4 separate regions of the Mus musculus genome follow, and regions 1, 3 and 4 are each linked to region 2. The links are chromatin loops, found by intact Hi-C in ENCODE. Cell type or tissue: left cerebral cortex. All regions are shown on one strand.

The links. Hi-C counts contacts between places; a loop is a spot of excess contacts. Peaks named below come from ENCODE experiments on the same cell type or tissue, not always from the same donor. Only the 100,000 strongest peaks of a DNase experiment are listed, where the experiment ranks them.
Region 1: a loop joins it to region 2, with 2.2 times the contacts of the local background. A loop is called at or near these places in 2 of 42 quality-filtered maps.
Region 3: it touches region 2 in a loop (1.9-fold over the local background); 2 of 42 quality-filtered maps call a loop at or near these places.
Region 4: a loop joins it to region 2, with 2.1 times the contacts of the local background. A loop is called at or near these places in 3 of 42 quality-filtered maps.

What each region holds. Positions count from the first base shown.
Region 1 is chr11:86,483,253-86,485,752 of GRCm38, reverse strand. It overlaps Rnft1 (ring finger protein, transmembrane 1), which reads right to left and starts at 1,096. Exons shown (of 9, transcript NM_029788.5): 1 at 954-1,096. In left cerebral cortex, a CTCF peak has its summit at 1,052; DNase peaks (open chromatin) are centred at 692 and 1,220; H3K4me3 peaks cover 2,119 bases; H3K27ac peaks cover 1,775 bases.
Region 2 is chr11:86,256,502-86,259,001 of GRCm38, reverse strand. Ints2 (integrator complex subunit 2) reads left to right here and starts at 1,408. Exons shown (of 25, transcript NM_027421.3): 1 at 1,408-1,798. All of the region lies in intron 2 of Brip1os (BRCA1 interacting protein C-terminal helicase 1, opposite strand), which reads right to left. In left cerebral cortex, no CTCF peak of the experiment used is centred here; a DNase peak (open chromatin) is centred at 1,412; H3K4me3 peaks cover 1,595 bases; H3K27ac peaks cover 1,316 bases.
Region 3 is chr11:86,435,973-86,438,472 of GRCm38, reverse strand. It overlaps Gm26439 (a small nuclear RNA gene), which reads left to right and starts at 1,058; the gene lies at 1,058-1,163. In left cerebral cortex, a CTCF peak has its summit at 1,418 (motif pointing right); DNase peaks (open chromatin) are centred at 14, 746 and 1,438; H3K4me3 peaks cover 777 bases; H3K27ac peaks cover 385 bases.
Region 4 is chr11:86,463,467-86,465,966 of GRCm38, reverse strand. No RefSeq gene overlaps it. Among named protein-coding and RNA genes, the nearest start is that of Rnft1, 20 kb to the left of the region's middle. In left cerebral cortex, a CTCF peak has its summit at 1,480 (motif pointing right); a DNase peak (open chromatin) is centred at 1,489.

The DNA.
Region 1 (2,500 bases), 230 kb before region 2:
GAATAGCAGCACTAATGCTGAATAAGTTGGCTCATGTACTCTGAGGCAGAGTCCACATCAGGAAGTTTGCTAAGGGTGGGTGAGATGGCTGGGTAAGTCAAGACCTTTAATTTGAGTTAAATCCCCTAAACTCATATGGTGGAAGCAATGAACTGACTCCCACAAGTCCTCTGACACACACACTAAATAAATACAATAGATTTTTTTTTACAGATTCATTAATGTTTAGAAGGAAAAAAATCAGTGCCTTAATTAAGCATCAACAAAGATAATAAACACTTCATTTTATGCTGAAACAGCTTCCACAAAGCTAATAAGGTTTTCAGTAATTAATGGTGCCACCGAGAATATTGCTTCTCCTTCCAAAAGAATGTTAGTCAAATGCCTTTGAAAGAGGACCCTTAGGGGGAGTCATCACGTAATTGCTAAGTGATGCTTTAGTCTAAATAAGGAGTTAGCCTCCCGAATAAAAATGCCACCATCGGCTTGGTTAGGGGTGTCAGAAGAGAGGCTGTGGGCAGGGCAAGATCCCTACGTGATCCAGTGTGGATCTCGGACCAGGGTGCCAGAATCGTGCTGTCGCCCGACGAAACGCAGAGCCCACCGCCGGGCCTCTCCCGTTTCCCCCGCGATGGAGCTAGCTGCGGCGGAGGCTGGCTGGCTGAAACCGTGCAGTTACTGTGTGACGTTTCGAAGAGGCTCGGAAGCCACAGCGGCTCTATCGCCTCACTCTCTGAAGAGCGACTTGGGACAGGACAGTTTGTGTCTCTGCTATTAAAAAAGAAACACAAAACCTGCCCTCCTTCATACATAAACAAGAAAAGGGGAAAGGGAGAAAGAAAAGTCAACGCCAACTCTTCCGGAATCCGCGAGGACAGAGTTCTCCACCCACGTCCGAGCTTCGGCTCTTCTCCCCGGAAACCCTCCGCCTCACCCCCTTCCCCAGGCCTGACCTCTCATGACCAGGAGCGGGCGGCCTCGGCAGCCACAATACCAACAGCCCGACACGCGGCCGCAAGCCCTTCTCGCCAAGCCTTCAGCCTCGGACGCCACCAGCAGCGCTCGGCCTGGCCCCGCGGCGGCGCGCGCGCTCCCTAGACGTCGTCACGCGCGGCCCGCCTTCGCCGGGCCACGCCCTCGCCCAGTGGAAGAAGGAGCCTCTAGGCCCCGCCCCGCGCTCATCCCGGCCCCGCCCTTCCCAGCAGAGAAGGGAACCTTTAGGCCCTGTCCCGAGTCCCTAGCCCCGCCTTCACTGGGAGGAGGAGGAGGAGGGCGCATCTAGGCCCCGCCCTGAACATCGTAGACCCGCCCTGTCGCCCTGTGGCCCTGTTGGTGATGTTATACGAGTGGCGTAGTGGCGGACGTGTGTGCTAATTAAGTCTGCGTGGCTGTCACGTCTTGCGTGTATTAGTGATCAGTCACACGCTTCGGAGTCCTTCAGTACTTGAGGTTGAAAATGGGTAGGTCCAGGAACCTGCTCGGCAGCGGGCTGCGTACCGGGAGCCGCGATCTGGCTTCCGGCTGCGTGTTGCTAGCTACGCCAGACCCGCTGGGCTGCCTGGGCAGAGAGGTTGTGTGACCTGGATTCGGGTTCCAAGCCTGAAGTTGAACAGTGTGCCCTAGTTCGTGCCAGAACCGGGTGCCAGAACTGGATATCAGACGCGCCAGGAAGTTTGTGAGGCCCTGGAAGTAGATTTAGAAAACCCCGTGTTGGCGAGCAGGGAACTCGACTTCTAAAATAAAGGCTACTAAAGGGGAAAAAAGATACTACAAGGAAAAAAAAAAAAAACACAGTTCTGGAAAATCTAGGACATCATATGTATAACAGGATTCCTATGATTCTTGAAATTAAGTATTTCATCGGAGGCTGACGTGACTAGGCAAAAGTCTGGCGTTTTGCACACACTTGGCTTTTTGCAGAGACACTTCTGAGTTACGTGTCCAGTAATTTTGTCTTTCTACCTGACTTAAACCTTTCAAATACCTTGTCAAAATCTCCTTAGCCATGAAATTTTGTCTTCCTTTCATAGTAGTATAACTGAATCTACTGGTTTTAGCCTCAGCCCTTCATTCATCTTGAGACTATTCTTAAATTTCTCTCAAGTCAAAAAGCACTTTAAAAAATCCCAATGCTCTTTTGGATCTGCTTCTCTCTGTGACCAGCACATTAGCACTCTCTTTTTTTAAGACTTGGTCCCAAGTAGAACAGGCCTATTTGTGCCTGTGCGTGATGGTGACAGGTAGTGCCTGAACTGGTACGACAGAGGACACTTTTGGGAAATTTTCTCTCCTACCTTTATTTGGGTTCCAGGGAGCCAACTGAGACTGCAAATTTTGTGCACAGCAGAGATCCTATGTGAGTAGTTTTATTTTAAACTAAAATGAACGTATGATAAGCATTAGTGGCTCATGATTGTAATCCTAGAATTTTGAAGACTAAGACAGAAAGATGCTGTGAGTTCCAGGCCAATCTATGATACAGAGTAAAACTCTTTTTTTT
Region 2 (2,500 bases):
ATGGTTGTGAGCCACCATGTGGTTGCTGGGATTTAAACTCAGGACCTTCGGAAGAGCAGTCAGTGCTCTTAACCGCTGAGCCATCTCTCCAGCCCAAAAGCTGCATTTTAATAAAATAGTTCAGAGGCTTGACAGATGGCACAGCATGCCAGGTGTTGGTCGCTGAGCCAGATGACATGAATTCAAGTCCCAGGACATACATGGTGGAAGGAGAAAATGAGCTTCCATGAGTTATTCTTTTTTCTCACAAGTAAACACATGCACAAATGTCACACACACACACACACACACACACACACACACACACACACACACACACAAACGCGCGCGCGCGCGCGCAAGGTCATGCAAACCTTGGGTGAACCAGGAACAACAACCACAACAAAAAACGTAAGCTGGTGAAGATGGCACAATCCTATAATTCCACAATTTGAAAGGCTGAAGCAGAAGTTCAGAGCAGCCTGGACTACATAGTGTGGCGCTGTCTCCAGAACATTTATTATGAGATAAATAGACTTGCAATTTTTAAGATGGTGAGACTTTAGTTTTGATTTTCTTTCACAAGTGCCACATATAATATTGAGAAGGTTCCACTGAATTCGTTCCTAAAATTCACTCTTGAATAGGATTTTTGTAACCTCGAGACCCGAGAAAGCTACCAAACATAGAGCCTCTAGTATGAGCCCTGGGCAGACAGAGGGGTTGTGTCAAGTACCAGTCATCCTTGTCTACATAATGAACTCCAGGCCAACAAGGACCACATATACCTTGTCTGAAAAACAAAACCAACCTCGAATGCAAGCCGGAAGTGGTAGCATGCGCTTATAATTTGGGTACACACCATAAAACTAAATAATGAAAAGTTATTACACTTTGGCCTTAGTGTATAGACTTATGATTAATTACTTTTTTTTTTTTTTTTCGACACATGGTTTCTCTGTGTAGCCCTGGCTGTCCTGGAACTCACTCTGTAGACCAAGCTGGCCTCGAACTCAGAGATCCGCCTGCCTCTGCCTCCCAAGTGCTGGGATTAAAGGCGTGCGCCACCACTGCCCGGCTTCATTACTTTTAAAATTCCCCTACACACAGGTCTTGGGATTCTAGAACTTTCTAGACCGCACCGGCAGGGGTTTAAAGGAGGCTGCAATCGGGTTCCATTAGGCAAATTTCTGTGGAGGAACAGAGCGGACAACTTTTGCCATTTAATACATTATTGTTATTTAAATGTCGCGATAATTGGTTCGGGGGTCGGGATTTCGCTCTGACCGTTTAGGAACTCATCTGACAAGGTTCCAAGAGAAAAGCTCTGGAAAACAAGAAAGTGTAACACTCCACGCTTTCGGAAGCGGGGAGGGCGGTGACGGAGGAAGGGGCGGGCCTGCGCATGCGCAGAGCGGCCCTAAGCTGGCTTTTCTTATCGCCGCCGACGTCTTCTCAGTGCTGTACGGTGGCCGGCGCGTGCCAGAAGCTTGGGATGAATGGAGGTGCAGGGTGCAGGTTGAACTAAGTCTCTGCTTTCCCCTCTCTCCTGGTTGCTTCTCCCTTTTTTTTCCCTTTCCTTTTTACTTTTTTTTTTTTTTTTGCAGTGTCCCCATTCTGATTCTCGCTCTGTCGACGGCACTGTTGGTGCCAGCGTCAGAGTTCTTGGTGCCTGAGTCGACTCCGGGCATTGCCGGGGTTTGGGGATCTGGATAATCACCTAGGCCCAACTTCGGACCGCGCTCTCCATTTCTGCCTCGTCTGGCTCTCGGAGGCGGAATCCGAGTGGGTCCCTTGAGGCTGGAGGGTTGATCTTAAGGTATGAAGCGTCGGCTTCTCGGGCCCAAGTGCCGCTTTGTCTGAAGTCCGCCTGACTCTTCGCAGCCCGGGTCACTCGATTCTCATTGCTGCCTGGCAGAGACCCCTGAGTCCTGTCACCTCTGCCTTGAGCTTACTCTACTGTTAAAAGACCAGCGCTTACTATTGAAACAGCAGCATTTCTGCCTACGATTCTTTGTCCACAGCTCTGCTAGGGAGTAGGTCTTAAGACTGAGTGGTCTCTGTTAACTGTTCCATGTCACCTCTCTTTTCTGCTACCTTTTGAAAATTTACTCAAAACCACAGTGCCCAAGTGAGACTCTCTTTAACTCCTTCAGCTGACTGTACATACACATCTACCTCTATAACAATAGGGGTACGGAATAGCGTTGTGGCTTTCAGAACCATGCCTCTGACATTACTTTTGGCCCGTGAGATGATTTACCAGTGTTTCCATGTAGTTGGGAGGTAGAAAGAGAAGCCCAACTGATATTTATATTTATCTGGTAGGCTTGTAAAATGAAAGAGATCTGGCTGCAGCCGTTCATTTTCTCTCCATATTTCATGGAACTCATGTAATGGGCATAATGAGGGAAGTCTTGGCTGTGTTCAGGGTAGGAGGGTTCACTGGGACACAAAGTATTAGAGCAAATGATCTCTAAATTGAGAAGAAACATTAATCTGCAGTTTTCCTTCTTATCTT
Region 3 (2,500 bases), 180 kb before region 2:
CAAGCAGCTTCTGGGCACAGACAGCACTTTGAACAGCATCTGCTTAGCCCAGTGTCTGGCTCTTCACACTGATCAAATCACCACGTGGGTGACCAGTGGTCTCCCAGACTCGAGTTACAAAGCCCCATTTTACCAGCAACATCTCAAAAATGGTCCAACATCTCTGGCAGAATAAATGCTATCTATAAACCATAATCTAACACTTAAGCTGCAAACAGGATTTCAAAATGAAATTGTGTTGTATATTTTAAGAATCACAATTCACTGAAAGGAGAACAAAGGGGGCAAATTTAGGCTTAGATTTGATGAAAGGAAGAACACTTAAAAATATAGATCATATGTCGGACAGGTTACTAGAGACTTGCCTTCCTTGAAAAATCTTTAAAATTAGAACCACAGGGCAATAGCTCAGCATCAGGGAACTGCATGTGCAAGGACCTGGTTTGATCCCCAGGGCTTGGAGAAAACGAATAAACAGTCATTTATCTTGAACCATTTGGCCACAAACCAGCTTGGAAACACTATCTGAGGAAGGTACATTTCCGAGACTCCCCCTGCGAACCCTTGCCTCTCTCCGCTGTCCGTATACCAGGGCATCAGGGCATGGCAGGGATAACAAAGTTGGCGGAGGAGGCAGAGGACGTTAGCCGCACGTGGGATTATTTTGCCGCAGAAACGGAGAACTGGCTGCATTGCTGTCAGTCCACCAACTGAGCAGTTAATGAAAGCAGGTGGCACAGTACAGTCCTTCGGCTCTTTCTAGAATCCCGATGAATCAGATAGCTACCCCACCCCCCAAAGAGAGGCTGCGAAGCTGGGATTCCAATCTGAAGATGATTCTGATCAGGGCACAACAAAGATGTCTCTTTTCTCCCTCCCCCGGCATGTCCAACGAGTATTCAGAGTCTGAAACACTCAGCAGTTTCAAAAAGTGAACCACCGTTGGGAATCCTACGGGGATGCATGTACTGGCACAAATGTCGTGATATATTGCATAAACGGACGTGGCTCTGCTTCTCTCCGGTTTGATTTATTTTTTTTTTTTTTAATTATTTTAGTGCTTGCCTTGGCAGCTCGTTTACTAAGATTGGAATAATACAGAGAAGATTAGTGTGGCCCTGCAAAAGGATGGCATGCACATTTGTGAAGTGTTCTATAGTTTCATATGTGCATGAAGCAACAGTTAATGAAAACGGAGGCCATGAATTTGGAAAAGCAAGGAGGGGCATGTTGGGGTGTGTGTGTGTGTGTGTGTGGACGGAGGGGAGGGAGCTGGGGAATGATGCAAGATTATCATCTTATAGCATTGGAGACTTTAAAACATACTTATTTTATTATTTGTGTGTGTGTGTCTGAGAGAGAGAGAGAGAGAGAGAGAGAGAGAGAGAGATGGGTGTGCAGGCACCCACTGAGGCCAGAAGGGGGCTCTGGATCTCTTCGAGCTGGAGTAAGGCATCTCTGAGTCGCGTGAATGATGTGGGTGTTGACATCACAACTCTGGTTCTCTGATGGGGCAGGGAACACTCCTAACTGCCTCTTTCCAGCCTCTCAATTTCTTTGTTCTTTTCTTTTCTTTTCTCTCTCTCTCTCTCTCTCTCTCTCTCTCTCTCTCTCTCTCTCTCTCTCTCGTGTGTGTGTGTGTGTGTGTGTGTGTGCATCCTTATTCATTTATGTGAGCATGGGCATGTATTTGAACGCTGTGGGTGGTCAGAGACAACCTTGGATGCTGGACCTTGGTCTCCACCTTGTCTGAGACAAGATCTCTTTGCTGTAGTTCTGCTGCTTATGCCAAGCTACTCAGACTTTCGGTTTCTCTGCTCTCCACATCCCTAGTGTGGACCTGTAGGAGCCCTGAGATTATAGACACTTAGTGCGCTAGTGCCTAGCTTTTACAGGTATTCTATGGAGTTCACGGCTCAAGCTTTCCTGACAAGCATGTTTATGTACTGAGCCATCTCTCCAGCCCTCGTTAGTTAGTTAGTTAGTTAGTTAGTTAGTTAGTTTGCATGTTACCCAGTCTCCTTAGAGTTCCCACTGCTCTCTTCCTCTGCTCCTGGGGACTGACTACAGCATCAGGGTGGGGTAGGCAGTGCCCTGACCTTAGTCATTGGTCCTCATTAGCATCTTCCCAGTGTCCTCCTCCTATCTGATTCCTCAGTCTTTGTCCAATAGCGTTGTCTGACCGGGAAGTTTCCTGTACGGCCTCTTTCTACTTTGATGACCCATTCTTCTGGGCTGTACATAAGTAGGTGGGGTGCCGGAGTCTATCTGCTAAGTCAGGGTGACACTCAGGTGTTTACCAAGCCTTTTATTTCTCTGCATAACACAGAGTCCAAGAGGTTGCTTCAAGGTTACTTCTGTCCTACCTGTTGAGTCTCACAACCTAGGTATGTCTGAGTGGCAAGTGGGGGCTCTTGAACCCCCATGGGCTCTGTCTGGCTCTGCATCATAGGTTCCTCTACTCTTGGATTCTTTCTTTCTCTCTTTCTTCTCTTCCCTT
Region 4 (2,500 bases), 210 kb before region 2:
ACCAACCTTTCTAAGAAAGGTTACTTCTGGTGCTTATGAATGGTAAGTAATGAAAAACAAACAACCTTTCAGGGTCCCAGAGAGATGGCTCAGTGGTGAAAGGCACACATTGCTCTTGCAGAGGACCCGAGTTCAATTCCCAGCTCCCATGTTGGTGGCTCACAACTGTTGAGGTCGGCCCACCCCAACCTCACCCCTGGCATAGCTGTAGCCATTTTGTTCCATACCTGTCAGCTATTTCATATTGTTGCTGTAATATGCCTACCCATCATTGATGCAGAAAAATAACTTGACTCAGAGCAAGGTCATGCTGATCACACATCCTGTTATGTTCTGTATGAGGCTTGTTAATCTTAAGAAATTCCATGGGCTTTATGTAGGACCCATCAAATTAAAAGTCAATATGAACCGTTATGTCCAAAATTGCTTGAGTCAGAGCCAACCACTGAGCAGCACTTCCTGCACCTGTGTATGAGCTCACTGTGGCTTTTGTGGATTTTTTTCCCTTCATAAGCTGGCCCTGAGAAATTTTCGTGGATGCGGCTCAGCCCTAGAATTACGAGCTGTGGCCCTGATCGATCAGTATTATGGTATGCACTTAATAAACCATTCCTGTCTGATTGCGATCAGTGCTTGTGTGGTTTGTGGGGTGACTCCTGGACCCCAACACAACCATCTGTAATTCCAGCTCCTGGGGATTCTGACACCCCTGATTGTCACAGGCATCTGCATTCACATGCATGTACACACACACACACACACACACACACACACACACTCACTCATAATTAAGAAATGATTTTAAAATCTCATAAACTAACCTGTGAGGGACATAAATCAGTTCATAGAGTACTTGCATGAAGTACTGGGTTAGACTCTCACCGTTGCATGAGGTAGGCATGATGGCACAGGCCTGTAATCCCAACACAGGAGAGGTGGAGGCAAGAGGTCATCTTCAGGCTGTAGAGAGAGTTCCAGGCCAGCCTGGGATAAGTATGACTCTGTCCCGCCCCTCCCACCAGGAAAAAAACAAAACAAAACAAGAAAACAAAAAATAAGGGTCTGGAGAGACAGCTCAGCGGTTAAGAGCACTGACTGCTCTTCCAGAGGTCCTGAGTTCAATTCCCAGGAACCACGTGGTGGCTCACAACCATCTGTAATGGGATCTGATGGACTCTTCTGGTGTGTCTGAGGACAACGAGAGTGTGTAATCACATAATATAAAATAAATACATGTTAAAAATAATAAAAAATAAAATAAAATAATAAATACATGTTTAAAAGCAAATAAAAAACCCATAACCCCCCAAAAAAACCACAGACAAAACAAAACATACCCAGAAATGAAAAGCAAGTCTGATAGTTAATATATAGACTAATCACATTCTTTAGTGTTTACTGGAAATAGTTACAACTACGAAAACAGAGCCATTACTAACTGCATTGCTTCTGGGAGTAGTAAAACATTACAACAAAGGAACACACGGGGGCGCCATAATCAGCCAGAAACAGAACGTGAGAGGCGAGGGCTGTTTGTGAGAAGTCAAAAGCTGTGCTGCACTTCTTTTTTTTTTTTTTCTTCCGAGACAGGGTTTCTCTGTGTAGCCCTGGCTGTCCTGGAACTCACTTTGTAGACCAGGCTGGCCTCGAACTCAGAAATCCACCTGCCTCTGTCTCCCGAGTGCTGGGTTTAAAGGCGTGCGCCACCACACCCAGCTTGTTTGTTTGTTTGTTTGTTTGTTTGTTTGTTTTTTGAGACAGGGTTTCTCTGTATAGCCCTGGCCGTCCTGGAACTCACTCTGCCCGAGAGCTGGGATTAAAGGCGTGTGCCACCACGCCCGGCTGTGCTGAACTTCTATGGACAACAAGATTTCAGAGGTTTGTGCGTCAACATTCTCTGTCCTTAGAGAGTCAACTGGGCTCTAGGATCCCACAAGAGTGTGCAAGCCCTGACTGATGAAGTTATGCTGGAGAATTTGACTGGTGTTCTGGCAAATCTTTATTTGAAGCATTTACCATTGGCCTGGAATAATATATTTAAATCGAGAATGAGTTTATTAATAACATTTATGAGGCTGCTGAGATGGCTCAGTGGGTAAGAGCACCCGACTGCTCTTCCAAAGGTCCGGAGTTCAAATCCCAGCAACCACATGGTGGCTCACAACCATCCGTAACGAGATCTAACTCCCTCTTCTGGAGTGTCTGAAGACAGCTACAGTGTACTTACATATAACCAATAAATAAATCTTAAAAAAAAAAACATTTATGAATGGCAAGAAGCAGCTGGGTGGAGACTCCTTGCTTGGAATGGGTGAGACTCGGGGTTTAATCCAAACATTGCAAACAAACAAACATGCTTATTTTCATGACATTTCCTCTACAATGTGAAATGTGGCGCGTCTTCTATGATCAACTCTGACCCCAAATTGCTTTCTTGGAGATCTGTAGCCTTTTACTTATCTCTGGCATATGGCTAGTTCACTCCTTGATTCTCAGGCAA